3 separate regions of the Homo sapiens genome follow, and regions 2 and 3 are each linked to region 1. The links are chromatin loops, found by intact Hi-C in ENCODE. Cell type or tissue: heart left ventricle. All regions are shown on one strand.

Region 1 (8,000 bases):
AAAAAAAGAGAGACCGAAGACCCAGGTGCAGTGGCACGTGTCTGTAGTCCCAGCTACTCAGGAGGCTGAAGTGGGAGGATCACTTTAGCCCAGGAGTTCGAGGCTGTAGTGTGCTGCGATCACACCTGTGAATAGCCACTGCACTATGGCCTGGACAACATAGCAAGACCCTGTCTCTAAAACAAACAAACACAAAAGAAAAAAGAGAGACACCAAAGAATTTGTTCGCCCCATTCTGCCCCCATCATGTGAGGCCACAGCAAGATGGCCATCTGCAAGCCAGGAAGACAGCCCTCACCAGGAAGTGAATTGGTCGGCCCCTTGATGCTTCACTTCCCAGAGTCTAGAATGTAAGAGATCAATTTCTGTTGTTTAAGCCACCCAGTCTAGTATTTAGTTATCGCAGCCCAAGCTAAGACACTCACACCTTGAATGGCTTCCTATTGCCTTTTTTTTTTTTTTTTTTTTTTTTTTTTTTGAGACAGAGTTTCACTCTTGTTGCCCAGGCTGGAGTGCAATGGTGTAATCTCAGCTCACTGCAGCTTCCGCCTCCCGGGTTCAAGCAATTCTCCTACCTCAGCTTTCCGAGTAGCTGGGACTACAGGTGCCCACCACCACGCCCGGCTAATTTTTTGTACTTTTAGTAGACACGGGGTTTTGCCATGTTGGCCAGACTGGTCTCAAACTCCTGGCCTCAGGGAATCTGCCCGCCTCAGCCTCCCAAAGTGCTGGGATTACAGGCATGAGCCATCAAGCCTGGCCCCTACTGCCTTATTAAAGACCGACATTTCAAACATGCCTTACAAAGCCTCTGCCTACTCTACCCCTGCCTACCTCTCTAGCTTCATGTTACACTGCTCTCTCTCCTCACTCTGCATTCCAGCTGCATAGACCTTTCAGTGTGGGGTCTCCATCATCCTCCCAAGGCACAAAAAGGTCTTTGCACGTGCTATTCCCTCTAACTGGAAAACTCACATATCTAGCACCCCCAACCCTCTAGCTTCCCCTAATTAACCCTTAACTTCAGGTTTTGGCTGAAACATCACTTCCTATTCTTAGATTTCTATTACTAGAGTGACCATATGTCCTGGCATGACTAGCATAGCCTCACTTTACACCTATTCATCTCAGACTAATTTCCCTCCCTCTTCCTCTCAAAAGCATCCCAGTTCAGACAATAAGTTACATGGTCATGCTGGGCACGGTGGCTCACGCCTGTAATCCCAGCACTTTGGGAGGCCGAGGCGGGCAGATCACGAGGTCAAGAGATCGAGACCATCCTGGCTAAAACGGTGAAATCCCGTCTCTATGAAAAATACAAAAAATTAGCGTGGCGGGCGCCTGTACTCCCAGCTACTCGGGAGGCTGAGGCAGGAGAATGAAGTGAACCCGGGAGGCGGAGCTTGCAGTGAGCGGAGATCAGGCCACTGCACTCCAGACTGGGCGACAGAGCCAGACTCCGTCTCAAAAAAAAAAAAGTTACATGGTCATGCTATCCATGAGGAAGTCCCACCACCACATGGGTCAGCTGCCCCTATTACATGCTCTCATAGCTCTGTACAACCTGCCTTCACACACTGAAGTTTGTATTTACACATTTATTTGTGAGGATTAATATTTTTGTCCCTCACTAGTCGGACAAACTTTTTGTCTTTTTTGAGTAAACAAAACTTTTTTTGAGTAAACTTTGATTGCTGGAACTGTGTTTTTTGTTCATTCAGGATTGTATCTGCAACAGCTACCACACAGGATCACATGTCATGTACCTGGCGCATGGCAGCCACTCATATTTTCTGAATGGATGAATTTTTGCTGAATGGATAAATTTCTGTTTGGCAGGCTAATTTCTTGAAATACTCTGTACTTCCTCTGCCACTTGGAAGTATCCACTTCCAAGGCGGAAGCCTGGCATTTGTTCTCCTCAATCCTGAGCTCCTTGAGATTATGCTGGGAGAGGAGGGAAGAGAGAGGAGAGAGGAGAAGGCATCAAAGCCTCTGAGCTCCCAGACCTAGGAAGAACACAGGCCCGCAATTTCCATCAGCAGTGGGATCTGCAGCCGGTCACCCTTGCAGGAGCCCGAAGGCCCTGCCAGGACCTGGAGGTAGGGTTGGGGTTCCACGGGGAACATTAATCTTCTACAAGCCATGTTGCCTGCCACTGGCTTTCAGGTATCAGGTAACCTCTCATGGATAACCAGTACAGACCAGAGACCAGAAAACCTCCCTTCTCGGCCGGGCGCGGTGCCTCACGCCTGTAATCCCAGCACTTTGGGAGACCGAGGCGGGCAGATCATGAGGTCAGGAGATGGAGAGCACGGTGAAACCCCGTCTCTACTAAAAAATACAAAAAAATTAGCTGGGCGCCGTAGCGGGCGCCTGTAGTCCCAGCTACTCGGGAGGCTGAGGCAGGAGAATGGCGTGAACCCAGGAGGCAGAGCTTGCAGTGAGCCGAGATGGCACCACAGCACTCCAGCCTGGGCGACAGAGCGAGACTCTGTCTCAAAACAAACAAACAAACAAACAAACAAAAAACCCCTTCTCTAATTTCCAAAACTAAAGAGCCTCAGATGAGGGCCTGTGTCTTATTCATCTGTGTATCCAAAGGCTCACAGTGGGCTCTTCAAGGTGTTTTTTTTTTTTTTTGAGACGGAGTCTCGCTCTGTCGCCCAGGCTGGAGTGCAGTGGCGCTATCTCGGCTCACTGCAAGCTCCGCCTCCCGGGCTCACGCCATTCTCCTGCCTCAGCCTCCCGAGTAGCTGGGACTATATAGGCGCCCGCCACGGCGCCCCGCTAATTTTTTGTATTTTTAGTAGAGACGGGGTTTCACTGTGTTAACCAGGTTGGTCTCGATCGGCTGACCTCGTGATCCGCCCGCCTCCGCCTCCCAAAGTGCTGGGATTACAGGCGTGAGCCACTGCGCCCGGCTCTTCAAGTTTGTTGAATAGCACTGGAGTAAGTAAGGAGTTAAGCTTCTATTTAAGTCCAGCCCAGCTCCCTAAACAGGGGGGCAACATCGCCACCTACTGGCCCCATCGGTAACTGCAGACAGGCTCTGCAGGAGGGATTTGAGAACTTCGTGGTCCGGCAGAAATAGTGCTTTCACCGCAACCGGATTAGTGCCAGGAGTATTGTATTAGACTATCAAATCTCCTAACATACTCAGGTGGACAAAATAAAGTACTAATTCCTAACTTAGGTACAAAAGGCCATTGACATTGAACTCTCAGTGAAATTTCGCAGTATCTTGCCCCCACCTCCCGCACACCTCTGCTTGACCCATTCTAACAGCCCTCTTCTCCCACTGGAAAAGGCACTCTTCCTTACACGGTATGCACTTTTCTCGCTCCTGGCAAACTGCAGCTGTCTTCAGAATCCTAGGCCACCATCAGCCAAGTCTTTTCTTCTTCTTCTTCTTCTTTTTTTTTTTTTTTTTTTTTGAGACAGAGTTTCACTTTGTTGCCCAGGCTGGAGTGCAGTGGCACGATCTTGGCTCACTGCAACCTCCGCCTTCCGGTTTCAAGCGATTCTCCTGTCTCAGTTTCCTGAGTAGCTGGGATTACAGGCGCCTGCCACCACACCTGGCTAATTTTTTGTATTTTTAGTAGAGACGAGGTTTCACTATGTTGACCAGGCTGGTCTCGAACTCCTGACCTCGTGATCTGCCTGCCTCGGCCTCCCAAAGTGCTGGGATTACAGGTGTGAGCCACCACACCGGGCCAAGCCAAGTATTTTCTTGCTTGTACCCTTAGGGGTGCTACTCTGACCTTCAGTTTGGGACAGAACTCAGCTCAGTGCACAGAAACCATTCCCATGCCTGACTTTCCCCATTAGACACTGAGCTCTCTGGGAGTTCTATGACGAGTACATAGCAGGTTCACAAAGACTATTGAATACAGGTAGCTCCATGTTTGGACATACAGAGACCTGTGTTCTTGTCTCAATGTGCCACTAAGTTGCAGTTTCATCAACCCTAAGTAAATCATTTGATACTCAGGGCTGTTTCCGTAGTGGTTTTCAACTAGGGGCAATTTTCCTTCCCAGAAAATATTTGGCAATGCCTGGAGCCGTTTTTGGTTGTCACAACTAGGGGAAACTATTGGCATGCAGTGTTAGAGGCCAGGGACGCTGCCACACATCCTACAACACACAGGACAGTCCTCAAAAGCAAAGACTTACCTGGCCCCAAATGGAATGATCTACTCGATACCCACCTAACAGGGTTGCAGTAAGGCTACACCGGGCGAAGGGCAAGCCCCCAACAGGGCATTAGGAAGTCTCCTGCCTGTGTCCATGAAGCATGATGCAGAGGGGCATGAGCCATGTGTCTGGTTGACTGAATTTGCGGATTTCAGTGCCAGAGCCCATCAGCAAGGGGTAGGAATTCCAGATTCTTCACAAAACTAAGAAGTTTCTAATAGGACCAATTCCACATATCCATTTTTGTATCAGGAATAAAGATGATAAACGTGAAACAACAAAAAACCATTGCAGGGAAATAATCATTAACATATGCTTGATGCCTTTGCCAAAATGGCATGTTGCACATCACAAGGAAACCAAAGAACATCATTTCCAAAGCTTTTTTTGTTGAGCAAGAGGCAGTTATGGAGTGCTTATAATATGCCAGGGACTGTACTAAGTGCTTTAAATTCTCAGTCCTTACAACAAGCCTCTGAGAGAGTCAAGAATCTACAAATGAGTTGAGATAGTATTCTCTCTTTTTTTGAGACAGAGCCTTGCTCTGTCACCCAGCCTGGAGTGCAGTGGTGCGATCTCAGCTCACTGCAAGTAGCCAGGATAGTCTCGATCTCCTGACCTCGTGATCCACCCGCCTTGGACTCCCAAAGTGCTGGGATTACAGGCCCAGCCAGTATTCTCATTTTACATCAGAAGGTACACTCTGGGCTGGGCACAGTGGCTCACGCCTGTAATCCCAGCACTTTGGGAGGCTGAGGTGGGAGGATTGTTTGAGAGTAGCCTGGGCAACACAGGGAGACCCTGTCTCTACAAAACAAAATTAAAAACAAAAACAAAAACAAAACAAACAAAAAAACAACTAGCCAAGCCTAGTGACTACTGTAGTCCCAGCTACTCAGGAGGCTGAGGTGGGAGGATCTCAGCTACTCAGGGGGCTGAGATCAGAGTATCTGCTTGAGCCCCAGAGGCTGAGGCTGCAGTGAGCGGTGATCGTAATCGCACCACTGCACTCCAGCCTGTGCAACAGAGCAAGACCCTGTCTCAAAAACAAACAAACAAACAAACAAACGCAGACTCAGGTTAACCTTCCTAATGAATACTGTTAGGCAATTTGCTAAACCGCCTCATTTGTGTAACACACTAGCTGCAAAACGTAGCAGACTCAGCTTTGCAAGGCCTAAGAGGAAATGAGTTCTGTCGGAAAAAAGCAAACAAGACTGAGAAGGGTTATACAATACAGAAGAAAAGTCATGATTTAAACAATAAACAGCAACCTCACAAATTATTTATGTTTTAAGGAGAATAAATTAATGGATGTATGTCATATTCAACTTAAAAATGAAAACGGGCTGGGCGCGGTGGCTCCCGTCTGTAATCCCAACACTTGTGGGAGGCCAAGGCAGGCAGATAGCTTGAGCTCAGTTCGAGACCAGCCTGGGCAACATGACAAAACCCTGTCTACAAAAAACACAAAAATTAGCCAAGTGTGGTGGCACATACCTGTGGTCCCAGCTATTCGGAAGGCTAAGATGAGAGGATTGCTTGAGCCTGGGAGGTGGAGGTTGTAGTGAGCCAAGTTTGCACCACTGTACTCCAGCCTGGGTGACAGAGCAAGACCCTGTCTCAAAATAAATAAAATAAAAATGCCAAGGCCAGGCGTGGTAGCTCACACCTGTAATCCCAGCACTTTGGGAGGCCGAGGTGGGCAGATCACGAGGTCAGGAGTTCAAGACCAGCCTGGCCAAGATGGTGAAATCCCGTCTCTACTAAAAATACAAAAATTAGCCAGGCATGGTGGCAGGTGCCTATAATCCCAGCTACTCAGGAGGCTGAGGCAGAGAATTGCTTGAACCTGGGAGGCGGATGTTGCAGTAAGCTGAGATCACGCCACTGCACTCCAGTCTGGGCGAAAGTGGTATAGACGTACAATGGAATATCATGCAGTCTTAAAAAGGAAGGGAATCCTGTCACCTGCTATAACATGGATGAACCTTGAGGACATTGGCTTGGCTAAGTAAAATAAGCCAGCTACAAAAAGATAATATCATTACTGTTCCACTCATGAGGTTATATCTAAAGTAGCCAAAATCATAAAAACAAAGTAGAAAGATGGTTGCCAAGGGCTGGGGAGGAGGGGATATTAGTGTTTAATGAATATAGTTTCAATTTTACAAGATGAAAACGTCCTAGGTATCTGTTACACAGTGGAATATACTTAACACTACTAAACCATACAATTAAAAATGGTTAGTGGTAAATTTAATGTCGTGTTTTACCACTATAAAACAAAAACAAACAAAAATGAGAGAGCATTTTCATTTATCCAAGTAGCAAAGATCAATTTGGTAAATAGTGTTGGCAAGAGGGCAAAGAGGCACTTTGATAAAATGTTGCTGGAACTATACGATTAGTAGAACGATTTTGGAGGGCAATAATGATCAAAATGTTATTAATAAATGCAAATATCCTTTGAACCAGCCATCATTTTTAGGAATATTTCCTACATAAAAACACACAGATACTCAGTCTCATGTATAAGACTACCCAGTGTAACACTATTTGTAATAGCAAAATACTTAAACTTCTGCCCCTAAAGTACTAATTTAAATAACTTAAAACAGAGTACCATATAGCCATTAAAAATGAGCTGCTGTGTTCTGCTATGAATTGAGCTCTGAAAGTTGCAAAACATTGCACTTGACGAACTGCCCCATTTGTGCCAAGAAAAAAAGGAGGGGAGGATGCATATAGTAGCACATACCTAGAAACTGTCTGGAAGGAGACACAGAAGCAGGTTCCAGGAAACAGGGCTGAGATGAAATTTTTTTTTTTTTTTTTTAAATTTTTGAGACAGCGTCTCACTGTGTCGCCAGGCTGGAGTGCAGTGGCACGATCTCAGCTCACTGCAACCTCCACCTCCAGGGTTCAAGCAATTCTCCTGCCTCAGCCTCCCGAGTAGCTGGGATTACAGGCACGTGCCACCACGCCCAGCTAATTTTTGTATTTTTTAGTAGAGACGGGGTTTCACCATGTTGACCAGGCTGGTCTCGAACTACTGACCTCAGGTGATCCGTCTGCCTTGGCCTCCCAAAGTGCTGGTATTACATGCGTAAGCCACTGTACCTGGCCTGAAATTTTCATTTTATACTATTATTTTTAACAAGTATATTTGAAAATGGAAGCATGAAGGTGGGAAATACCAATTCACTTCTTTTCAAATACTCTTTAGATAAGCGGTTTTCAACTCTACCTGTTCATTAGAATCATCTGGGAGCTTTAAAAATACCCTAGTGCCCGGGCCTCACCAGACAGCACCAGGGTCTGACTCAATAGATCTCAGGATGGGCCCCTGAGTATCCGTGTTTCTTTTTATTTTTTATATTATACTAGGGTAAGTTCTAGGGTACATGTGCACAATGTGCAGGTTTGTTACATATGTATACATGTGCCATGTTGGTTTGCTGCACCCATTAACTGTCATTTACATTAGGTATATCTATCTCCTAATGCTATCCCTTCCCTCCCCCCACCCCACATTAGGCCCTGGTGTGTGATGTTCCCCACCCTGTGTGCAAGTGTTCTCATTGTTCAATTCCCACCTATGAGTGAGAACATGCGGTGTTTGGTTTTCTGTCTTTGTGATAGTTTGCTGAGAATGATGGTTTCCAGCTTCATCCATGTCCCTACAAAGGACACGAACTCATCCTTTTTTATGGCTGTAGTATTCCATGGGGTGTATGTGCCACATTTTCTTAATCCAGTCTATCATTGATGGACATTTGGGTTGGTTCCAAGTCTTTGCT
Region 2 (8,000 bases), 58 kb before region 1:
GCCGCCGTGTCCTCCGGGGCCGTGTCCTGCCCTTATGCCTCGGCCGCCGCCGCCGCCGCGGCTGCCGCCTCTTCCCCCTACGTCTATCGGGACCCGTGTAACTCGAGCCTGGCCAGCCTGCGGCTCAAAGCCAAACAGCACGCCTCCTTCAGCTACCCCGCTGTGCACGGGCCGCCCCCGGCAGCCAACCTTAGTCCGTGCCAGTACGCCGTGGAAAGGCCCGTATGAGCGGCCCCGCCCGTAGATCATCCCCGAGGGCGGGGGCAACGATTCACAGCCTCCGCGGACTGGGGTCATTTTGACTGGCTTGCTCCCGCCCCAGGGTCTGAAAGGGGTGTTTGGGCAGCTGGGGGGCACCGGCTCAGGAGAGGGCCTTCCCCTCCCAGCCCTGAGGGGTGGACTAGGCCCTACACACAGACCGCGCCCCTGGGACTAAAGCCAGGAACAGGGACCAGCTCCCCGGGGGCCAACTCACCCTTGGCCCATCCCGCCTTCTCCAGGCTTCCCCTCCCTCGTTTTCAAAGATAAATGAAATAAACGTGCGCGGACTGTCGAAGGCGTGATGATTCAAAGTTGCGCTTGAGTCCTCTTCCCTTCATCCTCCCCCACTGTCTACAGGCGAGCTGGATGTACAGGAACGAAGTGAGGGTCCAGGCTTCTAGGGACTCAGTCCCACTCACCACCCCCCCTACTCCAGGTCGGGGCAGCCCGGGATTCCTGCAGCAAAGAGGTGCGTGCGTGCGGGGGACGTGGGAAACCGGCTACCTGGCTGGCATCGGCCACAGCCGGTGCTGCGGCGCCACCTCGTGGTCTCAGGGAGGCTAGCTGGTAGATCTGGTCTCCAACGCTTCCTTGTAGGTGTCAGCTCTGCTATTCAGGGAGCCTATGACTTTAGATAAAGTTACTCCGCCTTTCTGCACCTGTTTCTCACTGTTCCTATGAGGGGCTTGGGTCTCTAACAGCAATAAAATTCTGGTCTGTAACAGACATTTGTTAAGTGCCTACCAGGCCTAGGATTCTTTCAGTGTCTGTGTGTGTGCCTCTCACCCTTCCACACACCCTCAGGCGTCCCACCTGCAGATCATCCCCTTGGTAGCAGCCTCCTGCCATCACAGCAGCCCTCTTTCCCCCCAAATCCCCCAACTCTCAAAATTTTGTTGAAATCTTTAATTTAAAAAAACAGAGCAAGAAGAAGAAAGATTTCTGGATAGAAATTAAATAATCAGCTCTTAGGACCCTCCTCCGCCCCACTCCCATCCCAGGGCCTGCTTGGCCTTCACATTAAAAACAGAAACATTAAAGTAACAGACCACACCCCCATCCCAAGGTCACCCTTCTTGTCTGTCAAAAATTCCAGCCACCTTGGGGCACACATCCTCTGGGGAAACCATGCAGGTAAGGCAACCTAATCATTCTCCCAAAACTAAGCCCAGCCTCTTGGTGCCCTGGAGAAGAGAGAGCCTGGAGCTTCATTGTTCTCTCCAAACCTTCACTGGCTCTTGGTCTTGGCTTTGACCTTGGGCCTGATGTAGGTCTGGCAGAAGAAGTGGGCAAAGAGGATGAAATAGGTCATATACAAGATGAAGGACCAGAATAAGTGTTCCATCGTGGTGTGGCATCCCTGATCCTGCCTCCAGATGTACGTGAGGATGCTGACGATGGCTCCTACAAACATCTGCAAGATCTGCAGGCTGGTGATGAGCATGGGCAGCATCTTGGGGGGCTTCACGTTGGCAGCCTTCAGAGTGTAGTAGGTGTACATGATGGCATGAACACCAAAGTTCATGGTGACGAACCAGCCTCCTGCAGGCACTTTGTTCTTGTATCCAAAGCTTGTGTACACGAGCACTGTGCTGTGGTGGTACCAGTGAATAAAGATGAGTGGCCGCTTACGCAGGATGATGAAGGCTGTGTCTCCTGGGAGATGGAGAGTCATAGTTGGCATACCACCCAGTGCTGGGACCACCCTCTGCACTGGATGTAGGGACACGGGAGAAATTCTCAGGGGAGGGAAGGGGGTCTTTGTGGCAGAGAATCTGTAGAGGGGCTTGGGTGAGAGGTATTATTGGGACCCAAGGGTAGGAAAGAGACCCTCCATGGGATGGGTGAAGGGAGGGCCCTGAGGAAGGATGCAGTTCACAAGGCACCAGAAAGACAAAGCTTTGCCACTCACCGAGTTCTATGACCTTGCTGAGAAGAAAGACCCAGGACCAGAATTTGACTGTGGAATTATCGATGAAGTTGATGAAGCACACGGTTTGCTTTAGGCCCCCGGTAAGTAGCACAGTCCCCATAATGCCCCACATCCTCACTGCCCCCAGGATACTGAAATGGGACAAAGGAAGATGGTGTAAGTGTCATCCCCAGGCACCAATAATCCACCCTTCCCCCGGCTTGGCCAGGTTACTGTGTTCCAAGCTCTACCACCTCCCCACCTGTCCACAGGGGGTGGGTCAAAGCTCCTGAGATCCTGAAGCCAATCTGGTAGATCCAATCAGTAGTCTAGAGGAGACGAGGGCTGGAGAAAGATCAGGGAATGCAGGGGGATGGGACTGAAAGTTGAGTTAAGGAATGGGGTTCTTGGGAGGGGTTAGGAGCCTGGGAGGAGATGTGTAGAGGGATAGGGGAAGACTGAAGGAGTTTGGGGGAGAAAATATGGGGAAGTTATTGGAGGGTCTTGAGAGAGGGTGTTAGGAGGTGACACTATTAGAGGCTGGAGAAATTAGTTGCGAGTACAGACTCTACGAAGGCAAGAGGGACAAAGCAGAGACCACCAGGTAGGGGTCTAAAAGAGAAGGAAAACAGGATAATATAACAGAAGAGGGTGAAGGCTGGGAGGGGAACTAAAGCCGAGAATGAGATGGGGAGAGTGTTACAAGGCAACTTGGGGACAGGATGGAGGTTGATGCAATCGGGAAAGCTTCAAGGGATAGAATGGTGGTCTAAGATCTAGAGAAGAGGCAGGGAGTGGGATGGGGTCTTACCTGAAGATTGCAAGGCAGAAGGACCAGAGGATGAGAGGCCCTTGCAGGTTGAAGCCCTTGCGTTCCTTCATGTAGTTCTGCCCCACAGCGATGAGAACCAGGTAGATCAGGGCTATGGGGAATGAGGTTGCCCTGGCAAGCAGAAGGCAGAGGGATGGGCTCATGGGTGGGTGCTGATTAGAGAAATGCCCACTCATCTCTCCAGGTGAGTGCTCTGGGTTGGAGTCCCAGTTCTGCCACTTACTAGCTATGTGACATTGGAAAAACCAACTTAATTCTCTGAGCCTTGGCTTCCTCATTTGTAGAGCGCGAATACTACATCTCTCCTGGGGGTATTAACGTATACAAAGTATCTAGCACAGGGCAGGAGCTATGTCCAAGGTTTCTGTGATTATTGCTCTCTCAGTGGGGTTAGAGGTGGGTGACGGCTGTCTGGCCCGCGCCTAGAAGCAGCCCAGGGCTGTGGTGTAAGAAGTGTGGCAATAGCTTCTCCCTGGTTGGGGCTCCTAGAAGCATACCAGGGCTGTGGCGTAAGAAGAATGTGGCAATAGCTTCTCCCTGGCTGGGGTATGGCAAATTGGTTGGAGCATAAAGTCAGCCTCCAAAACCTCTGGGGAGCTTTAAGGCAAAGCCAGAGAGCTCTTCCTGGGGAAAGCTTGGAAGAGCTCTCTGACTTCGCCTCCTTCTCCACAGCAGGAACGGTGGAGCACCTGGGGAACGATGGGATAATTGTAAAGGGCAGGCTGTCCCCCGGGCCCTGCACTGTGCACACACGCGCGCACACACAGCCACAAAGGACGGGGAAGTCATCTAGTAAGGCTTCAGATCAACCTCACGCCTCCAAGACCCTTCTCACTACACGCTCTCTTTGACTTCTGTATATTTCCACGTTCTCCCTCATCCTCTTATTTCTGCTTGCTTGCTTTCAGCTCTAATCTCTTTGAGGTGCCACATACTACCTGCACCTCGGACAAAGGTAGTGTGAAGCCAGTACAAGGGAGTCCCATAACTCTGCTCTGTAAGAAAATCATTGTGGGCATTCAATGCCACCCCCTCGCGCCCCGGCCCCGGGGCCCTGGCATGGCCTTTCCCTCTCCCAAAGTCTCACCAATACTCCTCGAAAAAGGGCCTCATGTCCTTGGACAGCTCGAAGTTATAGGGCTGGAACAGCTGATTTACTTCATGTGAGACATTCATGGCTGTGACCATCTAGTTTTGCAGAAGTCAAGGTCCAAAGCTTGGAGGCGCTGGGTGAAAGGCTGGGGCTCCGAGGATGGCGTGAACCTCGGGGCGAGACGGAACAGAGCCGGGACAGAAGGAACTCCTGGGCAAAGGGAGGAGGGCGTCGAACCTAGGCATGTGCGCGGCGGCGCAGCCAGCTATCCCGGGCGCAGCCACTGCGATATATAACGCGGACTTGCAAAGCTGCCTGCCCGGGCTGGCGCGACCTCTTTCCTGCGCCCCGCCGCTATCCAATCTCGACCAAGATACGCCTCTGCTCCGCCCCTGGGACGCAGTCCGCATTCTGATTGGTCATACTCAAGGGCCCGCCTGCCAGGCGTTTCGCACACCCCGCCCCAAGTCCCGTCGTAGGCCATCGCCCGCCCACTTCCCCAGCCTTTTCTCCCGTAAAACGTCCACCCCATCCTGTGCGGCCTTGCGGGTTCCCTTGGAACTGTCAACCGTGGCCTTTGCCTCGGTTTGCTTTAATCTTGACCTGCTTAGCAGTGAAGAGAGAGGAAAGGTGTCCTTAGGCTTTGGTGCTCCCACCCAGAAATGGAGGCGTCAGTTTCCAGGCTCCCTGAGATCCTGGGAAACCCAGGCCTGTGATGAGCAAATACTAACCTGGGCAACGCAGAGCTTCTGTAGTCCCTTCCACCTCCTAGCTTCGAGTCTGCGGTTGTGAGTGGGTGGAAGGAGATGAATTTTAAGGAGTTTTATTGTTGAGGTTGTTGATGTTGATGTTTGGGTTGTTGAGGCTGTTGTGGTTTCTTTATAGTTTCCTGAATTCCTGAACTGCTCCAGACTGACAGTAATAACCATGGAGAGAGGAAATGGGGTCACCCTCTGGGCTTCTGGAATTATTGTCTTCAGGTTTCCTGGAGGCCTCTTAGGGTTTAGGGAGGGGGAGAGCCAGTGTATCTCCCCAAGGCCTGTTGTTTTCTCTCCCTAACCAAATCTACTTCTTTCTCGCCTGTGTAACCAGCCCCAAAGAAATAAATGTTCTAAAACTTTTAAAAGTTTTACTTGGCTGTCCCTTATTTCTTTCCTAGGTTTTATGAAAGCGAAGGAGAAATACAAGGCTTGAGGGCAGTTTGAGATAAGGTGGAAATTTGCAAAAAGTGCTAAGAAACATAGATATAAAATAATTAAAATCAAGATGTGGGTATAAATGGCTATGTGCAGTAAAGCTCTAGAGCCAGAGGATCCAAGTAGGAACCCCAGCTCTATTTCCTGAACCTCAGCCACTGTCTATGCGAGGGTGTAGTGGAAGTCCTATCAGTGCCATCTAAGTGACTCAAAAGTGCATCTCTTTGTCTCTGTACCTCATCACTTCTCACCTGGTCACGTTACCTGGTTGCACTGCCTCTTTCTCTAATACAGTGCTTCTGCTCTTCACTGCATTGCAATCAGAAAAGAGTTCCTATACCTGGCTGATTACCAGATTCCTGAGCCTCAACTGCAGAGATTCTGGTCCTATAGGTTGTCTCAGACTGTACTTGGAAAACCACTACTTTCTGTTTGCTCATCCAGAAAACAGCTCTGCTTTCCTGCTTAAAAACCTTCAGTGGTTCGGCCGGGCACGGTGGTTCACGCCTGTAATCCCAGCACCTTGGGAGGCCGAGGCGGGCAGATCATGAGGTCAGGAGATCGAGACCATCCTGGCTAACACCGTCAAACCCCGTCTCTACTAAAAAATACAAAAAATTAGCCGGGCGTGGTGGCAGGCGCCTGTAGTCCCAGCTACTCGGGAGGCTGAGGCAGGAGAATGGCGTGAACCTGGGAGGCAGAGCTTGCAGTGAGCAGAGATCGTGCCACTGCACTCCAGCCTGGGTGACAGAGTGAGACTCCGTCTCAAAAAAAAAAAAAAAAAAAAAAACCTTCAGTGGTTCCTGATGGCTCCATATATAGCCTGACAGCTAATCAAAAGGTGATCAATACATGTCTATGGATGAATGAATAAATAAAAGAATGAATATTACAAGAATAATGCCATCTAGGTCTTACAAGACCCAAGTTCAAGTCCCAGCACCCCCATTAATGAGCCATGTGATTTTAGGCAAGTTACCTAGCCTTTGTCACATTCTACTTCAGAAAAAAATGCATATAGTCATACTCGCCTGCTTATGTCACAAGGTTGTGATTAGTATGCAAGCCAGATAATGTAGATAAAATGATATTGTGGACTAGACACATGGAAATGGCAAGGTGAATCATTATGGGAGGTTTACAAGTGCATATGGAGAATATATACTCAGTCCTGGATTTCTCTGTGAAGATATTTAACATTGTCTTTCCCTGTGAGGTTTAATGGTGAGGCTTGGAGGAGGTGTATGTGGAAGAGGGAAAGAAGAACACTCGGGGCTGGGCACGGTGGCTCACGCCTGTAATCCCAGTACTGTAGGAAGCTGAGGTGGGGGGATTGCTTGAGCCCAGGAATTTGAGACCAGCCTGGGCAACATGGTGAAAATCCATCTCTACAAAAAGTACAAAAATTAGCTGGGCATGGTAGCGCCCACCTGTGGTCCCAGCTACTCAGGGACTGAGGAGGGAGGATCACTTGAGCCAGGGAGGTCAAGGCTGCAGTGAGCTGTGATCGTGCCACTGAGCTGTGATCACACCACTGCACTCCAGCCTGGGTGACAGAGTGAGACTCTGTCTCAAAAAAAAAAAAAAAAAGCTAGGTGCAGTGGCTCACGCCTGTTATCCCAGCACTTTGGGAGGCTGAGGTGGGCAGATCACCTGAGGTCAGGAGTTCAAGACCAGCCTGGCCCACATGGTGAAACCCCATCTCCACTAAAAATACAAAAATTAGCTAGGTGTAGTGGCGGATACCTGTAATTCCAGCTACTTGGCAGGCTGAGGCAGGGAGAATTGCTTGAATCTGGCAGGCGTGGGTTGCACTGAGCAGAGATTGTGTCACTGCACTCCAGCCTGGGCAACAGAGCGAGACTCTGTCTCAAAAAAGAAAAAAGAAGAGGAAAAATCTTCAGAAATTATATTCTAGAGGAAACATTCCTTGACCCTTGGACTTGGTCTGGTACCCTTATTTTATATAAACTGTTCTCAGAGCATGGTATTTCTTTTCTTCAGTGAGAGTTTATAATTAGTTGTTTTTGTGATTTCTTGATCAATGCCTGTTTTTCCTACTAGTTCTTGAGCTCCATGAATGCAGGGACTATGTCTATTTTTTAAAATTTTTTATTATGAGACAGAGTCTTGCTCTGTCGCCCAGGCTGGAGTGCAGTGGCCTGATCTTGGCTCACCGCAACCTCTGCCTCCTGAGTTCAAGCGATTCTCGTACCTCAGTCCCCTGAGTGCTGGGACTACAGATGTGTGCCACCACGCCTTGCTAATTTTTGTGCTTTTAGTAGAGACAGTTTTCGCCATGTTGGCCAGGCTAGTCTTGAACTCCTGACCTCAAGTGATCTGCCCACTTCAGCTTCCCAAAGTGCTGAGATTACAGACATGAGCCACTGCCGGAATATGTCTGTTTTTTTCATCATTCTCCTAACCCTGAGCATAACCCAGGTAATATTTGTTGCGCAAGTGATTGAATGGATGAAATCCTTGGCATGTAAACCTGAGTGACATTATTTATTCTCCAGGATAAATACTCCAAGCCTATCTTTTGTGTGGTCACTGGTTTTGTTTTGTTTTTTTTCCCCAGTAGCCCTCCTGAAAGCCTCAACATAGAGGAAGAAGCGCTAAGCATGGGATGGTGTGAGCAGATGAATAACTGAGCAGGCTTTGGAAGTTTATAGAACACCAATCACTTGTATTACCTGGTGCCAA
Region 3 (8,000 bases), 180 kb before region 1:
CCCAAGCTCTCAGAACCTGGGTAATCTTTGATTCCTTGCTTAGAAACCACACAATTCTTCCATTCCTACCCATAGCTCCTTCCAATAAAGATGAGGCTGAACAGCTGAGCCCTTCCTTCCCCCAGCTCTTAGTAACATAGCAACAGCCTCATACTGGATTTATACTTCTAGATGATCCATCTCCAAAATGCCTGCAGTCATATGCTTAGAACTGAGCTTCAGGCGTACTGACCGCTATAGCTAAGGAGGAAGCAAAAGGATTCTCTCCCCAGGAACCACTGGAGCTCAACTGGATCAAGTTCATAGTAAAAAATGTTATGGGAGAAGAGTCCGCCAAACATGCAAAAGGGCAAGAGGCCAAGAGATCAATGAGAGACCTCCTGGCTCTACTGGCAGTTATCATTGAGCTCCCAAAAGTACTAAGAACTGGATCTACTTTTATGAGGTAGCCTTTCTCTCCAGGAGGCTCCCCCATTTCAGGGACTCCAGGCAGTCCTACTTCCACTGAGAAGCCAGTCAGTCATTGAGATTCCTTCCCATACGAGGATCAGTTTTTCACGTTTCCTTCTCTATCTTCTGCAAAGCTTGCTCCAACCTGATCATTTCAATTAGTGTTCTCAGCCTGCTGGCTGGAGTAGGGGCCAAGAGGCTGCCAGTTCTCACGAATGCCTCAGCCCTTAAAAGGTATAGCTATTCTCCCTCTCCTAAGGTCTGAAGGTGTGGGGTGGGCAGTAGGTATTCATGGAATTCTACGCCACCTTATCTGTATGACTCTGTACTCCAAAGGACAGTGTAAGCTTTACAAAAAAGGAGCAGGTCCCAGGTTAATAATCATGGCAACATGCTGGATAGCCACTAATGAGAGCTGCAGCTTGAGACTGTGCAAGCACACAAATGAAATGACACAATGCATTCAAAGAGAACACGGGCCAATGGACTATCTAGCTAGGTGTACATACACAGAGTTTTTTACTTTCAGTGACCTGTATGTCCACAACCACACCTTCAGCATGCACACTCTTGTGATGGACAGCCCAGACAGCCCACACCTCCTTCTCTCCCCTTTCTTCCTAAGGCAGGTATATGCAGATTAGGGTAATCTTTAGCTTGGATCCCTCCCCTAAGCTCCCCTATACCTTGACTTTTAGAGGACAGAGGGCATCTTCACAGATCCCAAAGTATTCCCAGTGTCCTGGGCTATCCTGGCACCTGGCTTCTTTCCATCAATCTAGAGTTCTAATCCTTGGAATGACCTCTTTAATGGTAACCAAGAAAAAAAAAAAAAAAAAAGATCCCAACTAGATGGACTACCCTTTCCCTCCAAACCCAGTCCAGGTAATCCAGATAGAGCTGAGGACTGTGCTTAAGCTCTCTATGCCAGCTCTGAGACAAGGATAAGGTAGAAGGGGGAAGGGTCTTGCTTGAAGGTCCCTCACGGTTTCCCTAGAAATGGTAGATCTTAAGCCTCCCCACAAGGTAACAGCAGACCCCAGGCTTTCTAGGCTAACTATGTGATGTTCAAGTCTTCCTTCTCCTGTATCCAGGCAACCAGATGCCCCAGGAGAATTCCCAACACTGCAAAGCTACAATCACGTGCAACTCTTCCAAAGCCGTGCTGTGTTACTAGGGAGGAGTAAGTTGTGCTCTACACAATGGAAATGGGACCCAGGTGTTATATATAAAAAATAAACATTGAAAGAAATAAAAAGGGGAAGGGAAAGAGAGGGAGAGAGACCTTGAGGTTCTTAAAGAGTAGTACCCTCTCTAACTGGTTCAGGGCTTTGGTCTGCTCCCCACTACTTAGCTCCAGTTTGTTGAGGAGACATGGAGATATCTGCGAAAGACAGGCAAACGCACGATTTAACAGTGAAATAAACTCAGACACATACCAACAGGGAACAGGGCAGGAATGGGGATGGATGACAGGGGAGAGGAGAAGGTCAGGTGCATGCATCACACAGCTAAGGGTCATCTCCATAGGTAGACCCTCTTAGGGCTGCAAGCGGAATCCTCATCAGAGGCCCGTGAAGTCCAGGGCTTCAGTTCAAGATAGAAAGAAGCCATTCTTTTGACCACTATTCTTCTCCTAGCAGTTTAAGAACCCTTTGGTTCTTAACTTGACTAATCTCTTCAATACAGACTAGCACAAGCAAGAGCCCAGTCTAATTCAGCATTGAGGTAGGATTTGGGACATAGCCTCTCTAGGCCTTCTACCTGCGGATAAGGCTAAGTCTTGAGGGGATGGCAGGACTTTCATCTTTGTCAACAGACATTTTTAGCCAAGACTGATGGGTACCATGCAGTTTCCATGAAGAACTGGCTCACCAGCTTACATGGTGGTTCAAAGATAGGCCAGAGCAGAAAAGCTGAGGAAGGGATATATCTGGAAGAGAATACATTTCTCACGAAAGGAGTGAGAGCTACTTCTAGATTCCAAGCAGACCTGTTTAGGCAAAAGCATATCTTTGCTAAGCAAGGTTACCCCAAGGCACTGAAGTTGGGAGATTAAGGTTTGGATGAGGGACAGCAGATCAGCTCTCAGATCATACCTTCTTCATGTTGGTCCCCACATAGTTCTTGGGTTCTTCTTTAAACTGAGGTAACCTATAAGATAGAAAATCCATCAACTGTCATTAGGGATAATGACAAATGTCTCCCTCCATGCCAGCCACAAACCAAAGGTGCTCTGAGCCAGAGCATGCCCTGTGTCTTAGAAAAGGCTACAAAAGAGAAGCAGACTAATTTCATCCTTTTCAGAGCTTCATCAAAGAGCCACAGGAATCGGGGGATGTGTGACATGGACAAAAGGAGGTAGTTGTGAGAGCAAGGTAAGTGCCCTTGGAGTGTGGAGGCTCTTTTTATCCTGAGACTGATTCCTTCCTGCTTATATTTACTTGGCAAATACTGCTGCCAAGAGATGGGGGGAGGGCAGTCTATCAAAACCCTAGGAGAGTGGGCAAAAGAGAAGAATTAACAGGCAGGTTGAAGTTTTGAAACCAGTAAATTTGAGCCTGAGGAGCAAAAAATTCTTTGCAGCAGGATCCAAGGGCAGTCTAGTCTGTAGATAATAAGGATTATTATCTATAGATTTGAGAGCAAAAAGAAATCCCAGAGGAAGGTTTAAAGCCATTGCCTCAGCTCTTCTGTGAGTCTGTTGAAAGGAGGTGCAGGAAACAGGCCTAGTATGAAAAGGCCTCCTAGGCCCTAGGCTAAGGGCCTTACCAAAGGGTAACCAACCATCTTGGTTTGCCTGGGACTGAGGGGGGTTTGCCAGGATGCAGAACTTTTAGTGCTGAAATCAGGACAGTCCCAGGCAATTCACAATTGCTAGTCACCCTAATTTTGGCCCTCTCCCACAGAAATCATGATCCCTTGAGTTTGGCTTCCTCTCTGGGTTCCCTTTCCCAGCTGCTACCTGCACAGAAACAGACACAAATTTGGGAAGCAGAATGAGGTCTGCTGGCCTATATTAAATAACCCTCTGCCTCCCCGTGAGGCCAAATCAGCTCCCTCCTCCTTCTCCCTTGCTCAGTAACCCTGGGCCCAGAGAACTACCCCCCATCCATAATCCCAGTGGCCTCTGATGCGGCTGTGGGGTTGGCCAGGTCCCTGACGTGGCTGTGTGGAAGCAGGCAGACTCAAGAGGCCTGGGCAGCCGGGCTGAAGCAAACAGCAGCAGGTTTACCTTGTGAAGAGCAGCTGCACCATGTCTACGAGAGTGTGCTCTGCGGATTTTCTCAATAACTCTGCACAGGCAAAAACAAATAACACAGGTGTCATTACTTGCTGTGCTATTATCAAGAGGGTTCTCAGAGCAGACTCCCCTCCAAACCTTGTTTACCAAGGATTATGCCAAACTTATTAAAACCAGCTCCAGCTCAGCCTGGCAGCCAGAACTTCACTGGCCCACTAGGTGGCACTACTGAGTCAGGGAAAAAAGGGGAGGTATAGATGTGTTCTAGGGGGTTGCAGGTTGGTGTCAATCCCAGAAACCCCAAGAGAGGGTGATTTGGTGCCTGGGCTAAGTCAATCTGGGATCCATCCCAACTCCTGCCCTGGCATAATGGGCTGAGGTCTCTATTCTAGCTTCACAATAGCCAAGTACAGACATTTCTTCTAGACCCCTATGATCGCATGAGATAGATGATGGAGAAGTCCTGAATTTTCCATCTCTCTGGGAAGACAGCCTCCTGTATTCATACTCAGACACTGGCCCCAGGAATGGTGAAGGGGCTAATATCCAAGCACCTACCACTGAGCCTCATTTCAAAGCAGATCCGGAAGCAAGACTGCATAATCTCACACACAGATTCATTGGTTAGGTGGGCACCCACTGGGGTTAGCAGCAGAGTCCGTAGAACCTATCAGGAAGAAAAAGGAATTACTGTGATAAACAAGGTACTGAGAGGTACTCAAGGGTAAGAGAGAGGGGTTAGCAAGAATGCTGACCTCACCTCAGCTTGGTAGAGAGGTCTCCAAGAAGCTTGTCCTTGGAATTGTTTCTTCACTTTTTATGACCCTGACATATTTCAGAACTGATTCTAGCCCTAGCCCATGAGCCCAAGAGATGGACGGCACAAATACAGTCGGCCAGAGGTACAAGTGTATTTAAGGCTTCTGGTATTTGACATCACTTCATATAAAGCTTTTACTGATTTTCCTTAGAAAAAGCTTTTACTTTGGGTACCCCAGCTGCTTGTCTGGAAACAAAGTAGCTCCCCTAAGCCCCAGTGGAGTCAAAACACAGTTTCATGCTGTGGGCAGAGTAAGTAGAGTCTGCGGCACCAGCCCCTGGCCATTAGCCTAATTGCTATTTCCCTCTCGCTTACCTGAAGGATTTTCATCAGGACAACTTCATCACTGGCAGGATCCGTGCCCACAAAACGAGCATGGGTGACAGCATCTGCCATGTTCTCCATGCCCTCTGCTGTGCCCTCATGGGTGGGATCTGCTCCAGCGAAAAAGGAAAGATTAAGTGATGTGGAGAGGAGAGAGATAAAAGGTAAGGCAGCCTGTCTAGCTTTGAGAGACAGTTTTTCCTCTTCAGTTCCCTAACCCGTGGCTCCTTGAGCTACCTGAGAATTTTTGCCCACAACTGATTTTTTTTTTTTTTTTTTGAGACAGAGTCTCACTTTGTGGCCCAGGCTGGAGTGCAATGACGTGATCTCAGCTTACTGCAACCTCCGCCTCTTGGGTTCAAGCGATTTTCCTGCCTTAGCCTCCCGAGTAGCTGGCATTACAGGCGCCCACCACCATGCCCAGCTAATTTTTTTTGTACTTTTAGTAGAGATGGGGTTTTGCCATGTTGGCTAGGCTGGTCTTGAACTCCTGACCTCAGGTGATCCACCTGCCTCGGCCTCCCAAAGTGCTGGGATTACAGATGTGAGCCACTGCACCCGGCCCCATAACTGGTTTTAATGAGCTCCTCAACACAAAATCCACTGGGTAAAACTGTGGTTCTCAATTGCTGGACCCATACCACAAAGTTTTGATTTTGTATGCCCAGAGTGGGGCCTGAGAATTTGTGTTTCTAACAAGACCCCAGTTGAAGTTAAACACCACCGAGCAGGGGACCATACTCTGGGAATCACTAGTATAAATCTACTAATTTCATAGACGAGGGGCCTGGAAACAAGAGTTTTTGACTCAGAACAAGAACCAGGTAGGGCCAAAGCTTGTGGCCTTTTCTCCTTTCATCTTTCAACACAGCTTCTCTCTCTGGTTGCTTTTGGAGTTTTGTGTTCAGGCGCAACTGAATTAGGGGAGCAGGAGGAGGAAATGAACACTCACTGCCGCCAATACTCATATCTGAGTGCCACATTACAGCAGATTGAAGACTTTTTTTTTTTTTTTGGAGATGGAGTTTCGCTCTTGTTGGCAGGCTGGAGTGCTATGGTGAGATCCTGGCTCACTGCAACCTCCGTCTCCTAGGTTCAAGCGATTCTCCTGCCTGAGGCTTCCCGAGTAGCTGGGATTACAGGCATGCGCCGCCACGCCTGGCTAATTTTGTATTTTTAGTAGAGACAGGGTTTCTCCATGTTGGTCAGGCTGGTCTCGAACTCCCGACCTCAGGTATCTGCCAGCCTCGGCCTCCCAAAGTGCTGGGATTACAGGTGTGAGCTACCATGCCTGGCCCAAAGACCTCTTCTTTAGTTTCATTCTTATTTAAAATAATATGACGACGAGCAAGAATCCTGTTTCCAGCTTAACAGGCATTAGGAGAGAAAAAAGATAAACTAAACAGGACTGGAGGCTGACTAGCTGGGGGGTAGGCAGGAGGGAGAATTTCAGCTGTACAGAATAAGAGGGGAGAAGCTAGAGGTCAGACAACCGGCACCACGCTGGAAATGAACACAAATGCTATTAAGCAGGGAACTCAGCTCCCATTCATGTATTAAATAGCCACGAGAAATAGCCAAATAAGTTGTCACCATCAAGGGTCTTGCCTAGCTCCTGCCCTAGGTCTGCTCTGAAGGATCCTTTCCAGAGCTGTTTAGTTCTAAAGGGGGAGCCTAAGTAGGGGGAAAGGGCAGGCATATGAAAAAGCTTTGTGAGTGACAGAGAAAGTTGCTCCAGAGGTGGCATGGTGTAATGCAGGAACACCCCCTAATTTTAGTCACAGGAATTATAAGATTGTTGTTATTTTTTCTCTCTCTTTCTTTTGAATTGAGACAGAGTCTCACTCTGTCATCCAGGCCAGATGGAGTCCAGTGGCATGATCTCGGATCACTGCAACCTCTGCCTCCTGGGTTCAAGCAATTCTCCTGCCTCAGCCTCCTGAGTAGCTGGGATTACAGGTGCCTGCCACCACACCCAGCAATTTTTGTATTTTTAGTAGAGATGGGGTTTCACCATGTTGGCCAGGCTGGTCACAAACTCCTGACCTCAGGTGATTCACCCACCTTGGCCTCCCAAAGTACTGGGATTACAGGCTTGGGCCACTGTGCCCAGCCCATTTTCTCTTTCTTGGTACCTGAAATCAGAGAGTTCCTGAGCCTAAAGCTCAGGGGATGGCTGAGAACCTAAACTTTTTTTTTTCTTTTTTTGTTTTTAAATAGACAGGGTCTTGCTCTATCGCCCAGGCTGGGGTGCAGTGGTGCAATCATGGCTCACTGCTGCCTCGACCTCTGGGGCTCAAGTGATCCTCCTACCTAAGCCTCCTTAGTAGCTAGGACTACAGATGTGTGCTAACATGCCAGGAGAATTTTTGTATTTTTTATAGACATGGGGTTTCCCCATATTGTCCAGGCTGGTCTTGAACTCCTGGGCTCAAGTGATCTGCCTGCCTGGACCCCCAAAGTGCTGGGATTACAGGTGTGAGCCACTGTGCCTGGCCCCCAAACATTTCTCTTGCAATGATAAGCCAGAAGTCTTTTACTAATTGTGAATGTTTCCTCTTTTTCTTCTGTCCTCATTAGCCTCCGACACCACATCAAGACTTTCTTTGTCCTATTTACAGTGTCCTTCTACTCAGCACTGGGAGTAGTTACTTTAGAGGTCATGCAGAAGGAAGCCAGTTTCATGACATATAATAAAATGGGGTGACCCAGCTCCTCCTATCACACCACCTCTCCACGTTTCTCCCGATCAGCACAAAAAAATCCCATACTCTCAGGGCCTCTATCTCATAGCCCTGCCTGACAGTCCCTACCCAGGCCACCAGGGCCCACATAGGAAACCCAGGTCCTTCTCAGTGTTGTGTAGCATTTCAGAGATAAGTGAATAGTAGCCTTGTTCCCATCTCACAAGGCTCCTGGGGATCCATTTCTTCCTCTCTTTCAGTAATCTCTCTTGTTAAGGTGTCTTTTAAATTATTACTTTGAATCAGACACTCCTTCCATCCCCCAACCAGAATAGATTCAGAGAGACTCCATTAATGGGGTTTAAGCTCTACTGATCTCTTTGTAGTTCTTGTCCCCTGAGGTTGAATGAAGTAGCAAAGTTAATTTTCTAAACAGGCAGTTATGGGCTGGGCACGGTGGCTCATGCCTGTAATCCCA

The links. Peaks named below come from ENCODE experiments on the same cell type or tissue, not always from the same donor. Only the 100,000 strongest peaks of a DNase experiment are listed, where the experiment ranks them.
Region 2: it touches region 1 in a loop (7-fold over the local background); 54 of 110 quality-filtered maps call a loop at or near these places.
Region 3: a loop joins it to region 1, with 2.8 times the contacts of the local background. A loop is called at or near these places in 75 of 110 quality-filtered maps.

What each region holds. Positions count from the first base shown.
Region 1 is chr10:102,164,621-102,172,620 of GRCh38, reverse strand. No RefSeq gene overlaps it. Among named protein-coding and RNA genes, the nearest start is that of NOLC1, 16 kb to the right of the region's middle. In heart left ventricle, a CTCF peak has its summit at 3,021 (motif pointing left); a DNase peak (open chromatin) is centred at 3,010; H3K4me3 peaks cover 462 bases.
Region 2 is chr10:102,222,742-102,230,741 of GRCh38, reverse strand. It overlaps ELOVL3 (ELOVL fatty acid elongase 3), which reads right to left and starts at 4,443. Exons shown (of 4, transcript NM_152310.3): 1 at 4,093-4,443; 2 at 2,985-3,116; 3 at 2,174-2,325; 4 at 1,153-1,917. The coding sequence starts at 4,193. The coding sequence ends at 1,490. PITX3 (paired like homeodomain 3) reads left to right here. Exons shown (of 4, transcript NM_005029.4): 4 at 1-553. The coding sequence ends at 228. It also overlaps a transcript of GBF1 not described here. RefSeq lists silencers at 1-89, 100-359, 716-884, 4,412-4,461. In heart left ventricle, a CTCF peak has its summit at 802 (motif pointing left); DNase peaks (open chromatin) are centred at 121, 781 and 4,451; H3K4me3 peaks cover 1,887 bases; H3K27ac peaks cover 694 bases; H3K27me3 peaks cover 1,250 bases.
Region 3 is chr10:102,348,204-102,356,203 of GRCh38, reverse strand. It overlaps GBF1 (golgi brefeldin A resistant guanine nucleotide exchange factor 1), which reads right to left. Exons shown (of 40, transcript NM_001377137.1): 5 at 4,830-4,948; 6 at 4,253-4,361; 7 at 3,686-3,746; 8 at 2,550-2,604. LOC107984263 (a long non-coding RNA gene) reads left to right here and starts at 4,888. Exons shown (of 2, transcript XR_001747574.3): 1 at 4,888-5,002. In heart left ventricle, CTCF peaks have their summits at 3,701 and 3,903 (motif pointing right); no DNase peak of the experiment used is centred here.